Linked DNA regions of Homo sapiens: region 2 is linked to region 1. A link is a contact called in ENCODE Hi-C or POLR2A ChIA-PET data. All regions are on one chromosome and are shown on one strand. The core of a region is the stretch at or near the end of the contact, and the rest is flanking DNA. Distances in the headings are between cores, read along the strand shown. Region 1 holds the start of ABCF1 (ATP binding cassette subfamily F member 1). Region 2 holds the start of HLA-B (major histocompatibility complex, class I, B).

Region 1 (6,628 bases), core at 1,690-4,189:
GCTTCTGTCATTTCTGCCCATTCTTTGCTGCCTGCCCCCTCCCACCTCCCGCCCAGGTTGTTCTCAGCACAGCCTCCAGAGTCATCCTTTTTATTTAACAATTTAAAAAATGTTATAGGCCAGGCATGGTGGCTCACGCCTCTAATCCCAGCACTTTGGGAGGCCGAGGCAGGCGGATCACGAGGTCAGGAGTCCGAGACCAGCCTGACCAACATGGTGAAACCCCGTCTCTACTAAAAATACAAAAATGAGCCAGGCATGGTGACGCACGCTTGTAATCCCAGCTACTCAGGAGACTGAGGCAGGAGAATTGCTTGAACCCAGGAGGCAGAGGTTGCAGGGAGCCGAGATCACGCTACTGCACTCCAGCCTGGGCAACAGAGCAAGACTCTGTCTCAAAAAAATAAAATAAAATAAAAATTAAAAAATTGTATTATATACGGAGACAAGGGGTCTCGCTATGTTGCCTGGGTTGGTCACAAACCCCTGGGCTCAGGCAATTCTCCTGCCTCAGCCTCCCAAAGTACTGGCATTACAGGTGTGAGCCACTGCACCTGGCCAGGTCATCCTTTTATTTATTTTATTTTATTTTTTTTTTTTTGAGACGGAGTCTCGCTCTGTCGCCCAACCTGGAGTGCAGTGGCGGGATCTCGGCTCACTGCAAGCTCTGCCTCCTGGGTTCATGCCATTCTCCTACCTCAGCCTCCCCAGTAGCTGGGACTACAGGCGCCCGCCACCTCGCCCAGCTAACTTTTTTGTATTTTTAGTAGAGATGGGGTTTCACCATGTTAGCCAGGATGGTCTCAATCTCCTGACCTCGTGATCCACCCATCTAGGACTTCCAAAGTGCTGGCATTACAGGCATGAGCCACCGCGCCCCAGCCCAGGTCATCCTTTTAAAATGTAGGTTGGATCACATCACTCTGCTCAGAACTCTGCAGTGACTTCCATTTAAATCAACAGAAGAAGCCAAAATCCTTAAGATAATTTAAAAGACCTTTCCCAATCCAGACCCTGCTTTACTTCTCTTTTCACCTTTCCCACAACTCTGGCTCACTCGTGCCACTCCAGCCCCTCTTGCCTCCTTCCTGTTTGTTCCCCATGTATGTCCGAACACTCCTGTCACAGGGCTTTACTCCAGCTGTTTCTTATGCTAGAAAGGCCCTTCTCCTGGAAATCCATGTGGCCAAAACTAATCTTCTTTAATGATTTGCTTGAATTTCACTTTACTGAGGCCTCATTTAAGACTAAAATCTGTCCTCTTGATACTTTTAAACTTGATCCATATTTTCTTTTATCTATAGGATCATCTCCCCTGCTGGAAACCTAATCAGAGATCTTTATTTTATTCAGTAGTATCCCAAGAGCGTAGAAGAGTGCCTGGCACATACTATACACTCAATAAATATATTTGTTGAACAGATGAATGAAAAAATGAGGCAGACTTAGCTGGCTGATGGATTGATTAGGGGAGGAGGAATGGAGAAAGAGGATGATGACCTTTCAGTTTTGGCCCAAATAACTGAATGACCTGTGGTGCAATTTCTTGATGGGGAAGCCTGGAAGAGACAGGCTTTAGGAGTAAGAACAAGAGCTCCATTTTGTACGTATGAGAGAGATTTATTAAAGATCTCAGAGAAGATGTCCCATAAGCAGTTGAATTCATGAGCCTGGAGCTCGGGGCAGAAGTTGGGGGCCAGCAAGAGAAGTTTGGGAATCTTCATTGGTTATAGATGGTATTTAAAGTCAGGAGGTGATAGGTGATAAGTCTAGATTAAGGAGAGTGTCAAAGATTTAGCCCTGAGGCACTTCAACATTTAGACTTCAGGAGAAGCCCATTAGATGCAAAGGAAACCTATAGAGAGTAGTGTCCCTGAAGAAAACAAAGGAGGGAGGGAGCGACCAAGTCTATCAAACATTGATGGGAGAGTGAGTAGGATGGCCCCAGATCTGTTGACTTTGGCAAGTGTGAATTCAGACAATGGTGGCAACAAAAGCATGATTGTAGTGGTTTGAGAGCTGACAGAACTACAGGAGCACCTTGCTCAAGCTCCCATATTAAGTGGTAGAGTTAGAAGTGAACCAAAGTCTTGATTGTGGTGATAGTTTACTGGGTTTATGCAGGTCAAAACTTATTTAAGTGATACTTTGCAGTTTATTTTGGGTGCCATTTTATTTTGTGTACAGTTTATTGTATGTCAATTATATCTCAGTAAAGCTGTTACCAAAAAAAATAAATGAACCGAAGCTCCACTGCACCGTGACTTCTGCATGTTGGGCTCCAGTTCCCTGTTTACAATTGTACACTTCGGGATTTTGTGACACATTTCAACACTGGACCGATCAGACCTCTCCCTTAGCCATTGGTCTGCACTGTCTTTTCTGCCCATGACCCAGTCAGTCTCGCGCCCCATGACCCTCTCCTAAAACACGCGCAGTCTCCTCTCTCTTCCCCTTCCTCTCGTGTCTTCCTTGCCTACCAGCCTCACCTGATGGGCTCGTGTTCTCTCCGTCCCCGATCCACTCGGGCTCCGGCAGCTGCTGCTTGGGCGCCTTCGGCATCGCGGTGGCAGAACTAGAAACGAGTTACAGATAGAAACTAGAATATGCTTTTTAAAAAAACAAAAAACAAAACAAACAAAAAAACAGTATGCCTCAACTCCTTCATACTAGTAGGAAATTATTATGTTCATTCCTTGAGTCTCGCGGCGTCGGGAGGTCACGGCGTCAGGCTTCCCAGACAGTCGTAAACGCCATGTGTTTACGCGACTGGAGCAAGCGGACGCCGGCCCCGCTCCGTCATTGCAGGCCACGCCTCCACTGAACCAGGGCCACGCCCCCGAGATGACGGCGAAGCTCGCACGTGCGCAGCCCGGGGGCGGGGTTGGCCGCGCCAGCTTGGAGAGCCAGCCCCATCGGGGTTCCCCGCCGCCGGAAGCGGAAATAGCACCGGGCGCCGCCACAGTAGCTGTAACTGCCACCGCGATGCCGAAGGCGCCCAAGCAGCAGCCGCCGGAGCCCGAGTGGATCGGGGACGGAGAGAGCACGAGCCCATCAGGTGAGGCTGGTAGGCAAGGAAGAAACGAGCAGAGGGGGAAGAGAGAGGAGACTGCGCGTGTTTTAAGAGAGGGTCATGGGGCACGAGACTGACCGGGCCCCTGCGGGAGTTACTGCGCATGCGTGCCGTGGGCCCGGGAGGAGTTTGCCGGGGAGGAGTGGGTTTGGAATCGGGGTTAAAGGAAAGAGATCCAGATGTCGCACGTGACCTAAGTGAGACTGGGCGAGATAAAAGAAAGAGCATATGGCACCGAGGGAGAGATGGGGAGAAATGGGAAAACCTTGCTTAAAAAATTTGGACATCCGCCCCACCATACACTGTATTCCACCAGGAATATATGAGCCCTGCCTCGACCTCCCCTTCCCCCTGCGCGCGCATACACACACCTTGGGAGCCTGTGATCCCCCTTGTTTCTCAAGAGAGGGTGACTCCTTCATGGTTTCTTTCTTAAGACACCCCTCTCACTCAACTGGAGCAAGAGTGTAGATTTTTGATGTTGGAATGAGGGTTAAGGTTTACTTAAAAAGCAGCGAAAGTTTGTTAAGCGCTTGTTTTTAATTAAGCACTCTATATACTGTGCTTTGAGAGGGGAAGGAAAAAAACATGAAGATATCCTCCCAGGGTTGAAGTCAGTTTTAAGGGGGACATAAATGGACACAACTAACCCCAGTAGGTACACAGTAACTAATTTTAAAAGCACTTATTGGATGCCTACTGTATACCAGGTACTGTGTGGAGGAAGTGGGAATGTAGAGATAAAAGATAAGACTTTCCCTCAAGGGACAACCCAGTATGGTGAAGGGTCAGAGCATTAACCAGACAGACAGTGGTTGTCAGAGTATGATGAAGGTGCTTAAGAATGTTATGGGACTGTAGAAGAGAGGAGGAGCATCTACTCAGACAGGTAAGGGAGTGTCAGCAAAGCCTCCCAAGAATATGTAATAGCTGAGTATTTTTTTTTGAGGCACATTGTAGCTCCATCACCCAGGCTGGAGTGCAGTGGCATGAACATGGCTCACTGCAGCCTCCACCTCCTGGGTTTAAAGGATCTTCCTGCCTCAGTCTCCCAAGTAGTTGAGACTACTGGCATGCACCACCACACCTTATTTTTAAAATTTTTTGTAGACACAAGATCTGGCTATGTTGCCTAGGCTGGTCTCAAACTCCTGGGCTCAAGTAATTCTCCTGCCTCAGCCTCCAAAAGTGCTGGGATTACAGGCGTGAGCCACTACATCTGCTCCCCAGAGTTTATTCTTGAAAGATCATCGTGAATTAGCAAGGGGAAGCGCATTCCAAGCCAAGGAAGTTTGTGGAAGGTAGAGATGTAGGCAAGCCTGACTGGTCCCACTAGAGCCTGGTGACTAGTGTGATGAAGTCAGAAAGATGCTCAGGAGACAGATAATGAAAGGCTTTAGATGCCATTCCGAGGAGTTTAATCCTAAAGACATTAAGAAGGAAGGCCCATTGAAGTGCATAAGGAATGATTATGAACAGTTCACCTGTAGCACTGAGCAATGGAGAATGAATGGCCTTGAACTGGTCAAGATGGAGGCGGGGAGACCATTTAGGGGGCTCTGGCCATGATCTAGGTGAGAAGTGGTAAGGGGATAAGCCAAGGCCTGAAGAATAAAGAGTTACTAAGGAGGCGGCATTGATCGGAACTGAGAACTGATTAAATGAAGGGAGAAGTAAGGTTGACACTTAAGTAACCCAGTGACTAGTAGACTATTAACTGAAAGCAGTAATGGACAGGAGAGTAAGAAGTGGAAAGAGATAAGGTGAACTTCTGAATGCTGAGTTAGGCGTTTCTGAGGATTTCTAAAAGGAAATGGCAAGAAGAGAGTTTGTTTAGTCACTGTGGAGAGACAACTATACTAGGAGTAAAGACACAGGCAAGTAGAGTTGAAGTGCTGGATATGGAAGAGTCCCCTAGAGAGTGTTTGCAGATTGAACCAAAAAGAAGGTTAAAGGTGGGAACCCTAAAGAACTTCAGCAATTGCAGGAAGCAGGTGGGGAAGGAGGCTGAAGAGATGAGACTGAGAAAGGCAAACAGCCAGAGAAACTGGAGGCAAACCAGGAGTGAGCAAGATCCCAGAAATTAAATAATGATAGAAGAGAATAAAAAAGGTGTGGAGGTAGGCAGCATGGAATGCTGCAGAGAAGTCAGGCAAAATAAGGACCAAAAAATACTTTGTGGTTTGAGGAGCTAAGGGTTCAGTGGCAACTTTGGCAGAAGTAGTGTTCATTCGGAGATGATACCAGATTGCAGTATGTTTCAAAGGTATGGGAGAAGAGAAAGTGAAGCTTGTGAATTACGATTTTGAGACCCAATGAGGACAAGAATACGAAACAGTAATGGGGGAGAGGGGTATAAGGGTAAAGAAGGCTTGCTTTCTTGCCTTGAAGGAGCAGCTTAAGCGATATACGAAAGGAGAGAAGACACAGTATATCTCTAGCCACACTTAATCTTTTTCAGTTCCTTGGGGATTATACTTTCTCACAATGAAACTCTTCGGAGGCTTTTCCTGTCCCTATAATGAAGTGGATAAGAGTGATTAAAGTACAAAAGATTTTTTTGGTTTTGGTGGGTTTTTTTTTTTTGTGACGGAGCCTCACTCCAGGCTGGAGTGCAGTGGCGCGATCTCAGCTCACTGCAGCCTCAATCGCAGGCTCAAGCCATCTTCCCTTGTAGCTGGGACTACAGGCACACACCGCCATGCCTGGCTTATTTTTTGTTTGTTTTTGTTTTTTGTTTTCTGTAGAGATGAGGTCTTGCTATGTTGCCCAGGCTAATCTTGAACCTCTGGCCTCAACCAGTCCTCCCACCTTGGTCCCCAAAATGTTGGGATTACAGGCGTGAGCCAGTGTGCCTGGCCACAAAAGAGATTTAAAGGAAGGAGAGATGGTATGGCTGTGTTAGTCCTTGGGGAGAAATTAGTGTCTGGGATGAGTCAGTCATCTGTGTTGATAAGGTGAGCTGATCAGGTTTTTCCTTCTTAGGTACTTCAGTAGATCCTTCCTCCTAATGCCTTTAGGATTAAACTCCTTGGAATAGCATATAAAGCCTTTTATTATTAATCCTGCACAATTTTTCAACTCTCACACTAGTCACCCAATACTGGGCTCAGATTTTTTTTCTTTAACTTTTTTGTTTGTTTTTTGTGGTTTGTTTTTTGGGGAGGAGGAGGGCCCCAAACTTTGAAATGTGTTCTGGATGGAGGATGCAGATTAAGCAAAGACAGACATAAGCGTGCCTGGGACTTCATAAAGGAACAGAAAGAAGCCAGTATCGAGACCAGAGGTGTGGGTAGGGAAACAGAAAAGATAGGGTAGGGCCATTTTAGTCTGTGAAGCCTTTAATTATTGGAATTGTCTCTCGTTAACTCTAGTTTTTTGGAGAAGTAGATGCACCATAAAACTTTCCTGAATAAATGATTACTTTGAAATACATGGAATTCTAGTCTGAGAATATTTTAATGTAGTAGATGGCGGATACCATTGACTTTTTTTCTTTTTTTTTTTTTTTTTTGAGACAGTCTCGCTGTGTCACCCAGGCTGGAGTGCAGTGGC
Region 2 (3,221 bases), core at 722-3,221, 790 kb after region 1:
GACTGGGAAGACGGCTCTGGGAAAGGAGGGGAAGATGAGGGGCCCTGACCCTGCTGAAGGGCTCCTGCTTTCCCTGAGAAGAGATATGACCCCTCATCCCCCTCCTTACCCCATCTCAGGGTGAGGGGCTTCGGCAGCCCCTCATGCTGTACATGGCATGTGTATCTCTGCTCTTCTCCAGAAGGCACCACCACAGCTGCCCACTTCTGGAAGGTTCTATCTCCTGCTGGTCTGGTCTCCACAAGCTCAGTGTCCTGAGTTTGGTCCTCGCCATCCCGCTGCCAGGTCAGTGTGATCTCCGCAGGGTAGAAACCCAGGGCCCAGCACCTCAGGGTGGCCTCATGGTCAGAGATGGGGTGGTGGGTCACGTGTGTCTTTGGGGGGTCTGATGGGAAGAGTCAGAAAATTCAGGCGCTTTGCATCTTTCATGGGACACCCTAGGACCACCCATGTGACCAGCCTGAGAATGGACAGGACACCTGGGGTGGGGAAGGGGCACAGAACCCAGACACCAGCCTGGACGCAGGCACCTGGGATAATCTCCTATTCATTGGAAAGTTCGAGTCTCTGAGCGGGGAACAGGGACTTCTGCTCCTGATCTGAGTGGAGGTAAAGTGACTCAGAAGTGCTGGAATCAGAGCCCCAAACACACTGAGTGTGAGGCAGAGAACAAGGCCTGAGAGGAAAAGTCACGGTTCCCAAGGCTGCTGCAGGGGTCAAAGGGGACCCCTGATCAGTATTCTAGGGACTGTCTTCCCCTCCATTTCCTCAGAGACGTCATTCCTTAATTGTCTAGAGAGAAGAGGGGGCCCTCAGAGGAAACTCAGGAAAACTCATGCCATTCTCCATTCAACGGAGGGCGACATTCTAGCGCTGATCCCATTTTCCTCCTCTTCTCGTGGGAGGCCATCCCCGGCGACCTATAGGAGATGGGGAAGGCTCCCCACTGCCCCTGGTACCAGCGCGCTCCAGCTTGTCCTTCCCGTTCTCCAGGTATCTGCGGAGCCACTCCACGCACTCGCCCTCCAGGTAGGCTCTCCGCTGCTCCGCCTCACGGGCCGCCTCCCACTTGCGCTGGGTGATCTGAGCCGCCGTGTCCGCGGCGGTCCAGGAGCGCAGGTCCTCGTTCAGGGCGATGTAATCCTTGCCGTCGTAGGCGTACTGGTCATGCCCGCGGAGGAGGCGCCCGTCCGGCCCCACGTCGCAGCCGTACATGCTCTGGAGGGTGTGAGACCCTGGCCCCGGCCCCGCGGTCAGCCCAGTCCCCCGAGCCCCGCCCCGCCCCGACCAACCCGCGGGGATTTTGGCCTCAACTGAAAATGAAACCGGGTAAACGCGCCTGGGGCTCTCGCCGGTCGAGGGTCTGGGCGGGTCCCGCGGCCTCAGGGAGGCGGATCTCGGACCCGGAGACTCGGGGCGACCCGGGCCGTACGTGGGGGATGGGGAGTCGTGACCTGCGCCCCGGGCCGGGGTCACTCACCGGCCTCGCTCTGGTTGTAGTAGCCGCGCAGGTTCCGCAGGCTCTCTCGGTCAGTCTGTGCCTGGGCCTTGTAGATCTGTGTGTTCCGGTCCCAATACTCCGGCCCCTCCTGCTCTATCCACGGCGCCCGCGGCTCCTCTCTCGGACTCGCGGCGTCGCTGTCGAACCTCACGAACTGGGTGTCGTCCACGTAGCCCACTGAGATGAAGCGGGGCTCCCCGCGGCCGGGCCGGGACACGGAGGTGTAGAAATACCTCATGGAGTGGGAGCCTGGGGGTGAGGAGGGGCTGAGACCCGCCCGACCCTCCTCCCGGCGCGGCTCCTCAGGTCCTGCGCCCCCGCCTGCGGTCCCCTCGCTCCTCCCGGCAGAGGCCATTTCCCTCCCGACCCGCACTCACCGGCCCAGGTCTCGGTCAGGGCCAGGGCCGCCGAGAGCAGCAGGAGGACGGTTCGGGGCGCCATGACCAGCATCTCGGCGTCTGAGGAGACTCTGAGTCCGGGTGGGTGCGTGGGGACTTTAGAACTGGGACCGCGGCGACGCTGATTGGCTTCTCTAGATATCCAATACCCAATGGGAGTGGGAAGTGGGGACGCGTCACGAGTATCCTGGAAGAAGGACCCGACACAAGTTGGGAGAAGAAGTGAAACTCAGGGGAGTGGGGAATCCCCAACGCTGCGCCTCCCCATTGCAGACGCGGCCCTCGGAGCCTGAGACCCTGAGAGCCCCGTCCGGGACCTGGGACTTCGTCCTGATCCCTCTTCTCCTACACCAAGCCTCTTTGTCACACTGTCTGCCTGAGTCCTGGACAAGGATCTGTCTGTGGAAACCAGGGAGAGACCCCCAGGCTGCGCCCAGCCCCTTCCCCTTCACTTCTCGTCCTGGAATCCCTGTCCCTGAACTGGACTCCCTGCCTCCCACTCCTTACCTCTCCTCTTGGACTCTTGTGTAGGGAAACTGAGCACGGGGAACTTGATGCCAGAGAGTGAGCTCGCCCTGGGAATGGAGGTGTAGAGACAGGGGTTTTCTCTTTAAACCTGGTGAAGTTTTCTCTGAAGGCACCGCATAGGGATTCTCATAGAGACCAGTTTCCTTTTTGTTTGTTAATACAGTAGGTAGCACAATATTGGTAATCCCTGAATGATTAGAATTCCAATTTGTAAAAGACCTGTGTCAAAACAGCATTACAATTAAACTCTCAAAGCTCCTAAGTTTTACTTTCCCAGACTGTGGATCTGTAACTCTGGGTTGTTGCATTTAAAATTATCTTCATTCCCCACCCTGAGTTTCCCTGTGTGAGTCCAGAACATCTCCTGAATATAAAGAAGCAGGGTTTGTTACTGTCTATTGCAACCGGGAGCCTGTAGTCATCACCTCAAAGTTGCGAGTGCTCCATGCAGTCCCAATGCTCTTCACCGACGCTGAAGCACTGCCTGTTTTCCTGAACTCTGCACATCCAAGCAGTGTGCGTATTTTATCTGAACACTTGGTATTTTTGTAACTCTTTTTTTTTTTAATCATAAGGAGCCAATTAGTTTTTAGGAAGTCCAACAAAATGTATTAAATACCGAATGCAAAGAACCCTCTGCCAGGCTCTTCCACTGCTTTAGAATTCTTTCTCCTGCTCCTTTTCCTCACCTCCTGCCTCTCCAGCCCTTCTGTCTGCCCCTCTCATCCCTCACACCCCCGCTCCCCTTAGTCCCCGCCACCCTGTCACTCCTGAATTGTGGCACTAACACTGTC

The links. Hi-C counts contacts between places; a loop is a spot of excess contacts on that map. ChIA-PET counts read pairs that join two places held with the same protein, here RNA polymerase II (POLR2A). Pooled maps may share reads with other maps.
Region 2: a loop to region 1 is called in a pooled map, with 7 times the contacts of the local background. The contact joins the promoter of HLA-B here to the promoter of ABCF1 in region 1. A Hi-C loop is called at or near these places in 6 of 50 pooled maps. POLR2A ChIA-PET finds 5 or more read pairs at or near these places in 2 of 52 experiments (CD4-positive, alpha-beta T cell and activated B cell).

What each region holds. Positions count from the first base shown.
Region 1 is chr6:30,568,503-30,575,130 of GRCh38, forward strand. ABCF1 (ATP binding cassette subfamily F member 1) reads left to right here and starts at 2,940. Exons shown (of 25, transcript NM_001025091.2): 1 at 2,940-3,058. The coding sequence starts at 2,986. RefSeq lists an enhancer at 2,560-3,121.
Region 2 is chr6:31,355,208-31,358,428 of GRCh38, forward strand. HLA-B (major histocompatibility complex, class I, B) reads right to left here and starts at 1,972. Exons shown (of 8, transcript NM_005514.8): 1 at 1,879-1,972; 2 at 1,481-1,750; 3 at 960-1,235; 4 at 110-385; 5 at 1-16. The coding sequence starts at 1,951. MIR6891 (microRNA 6891) reads right to left here and starts at 109; the gene lies at 17-109. RefSeq lists an enhancer at 1,415-2,038.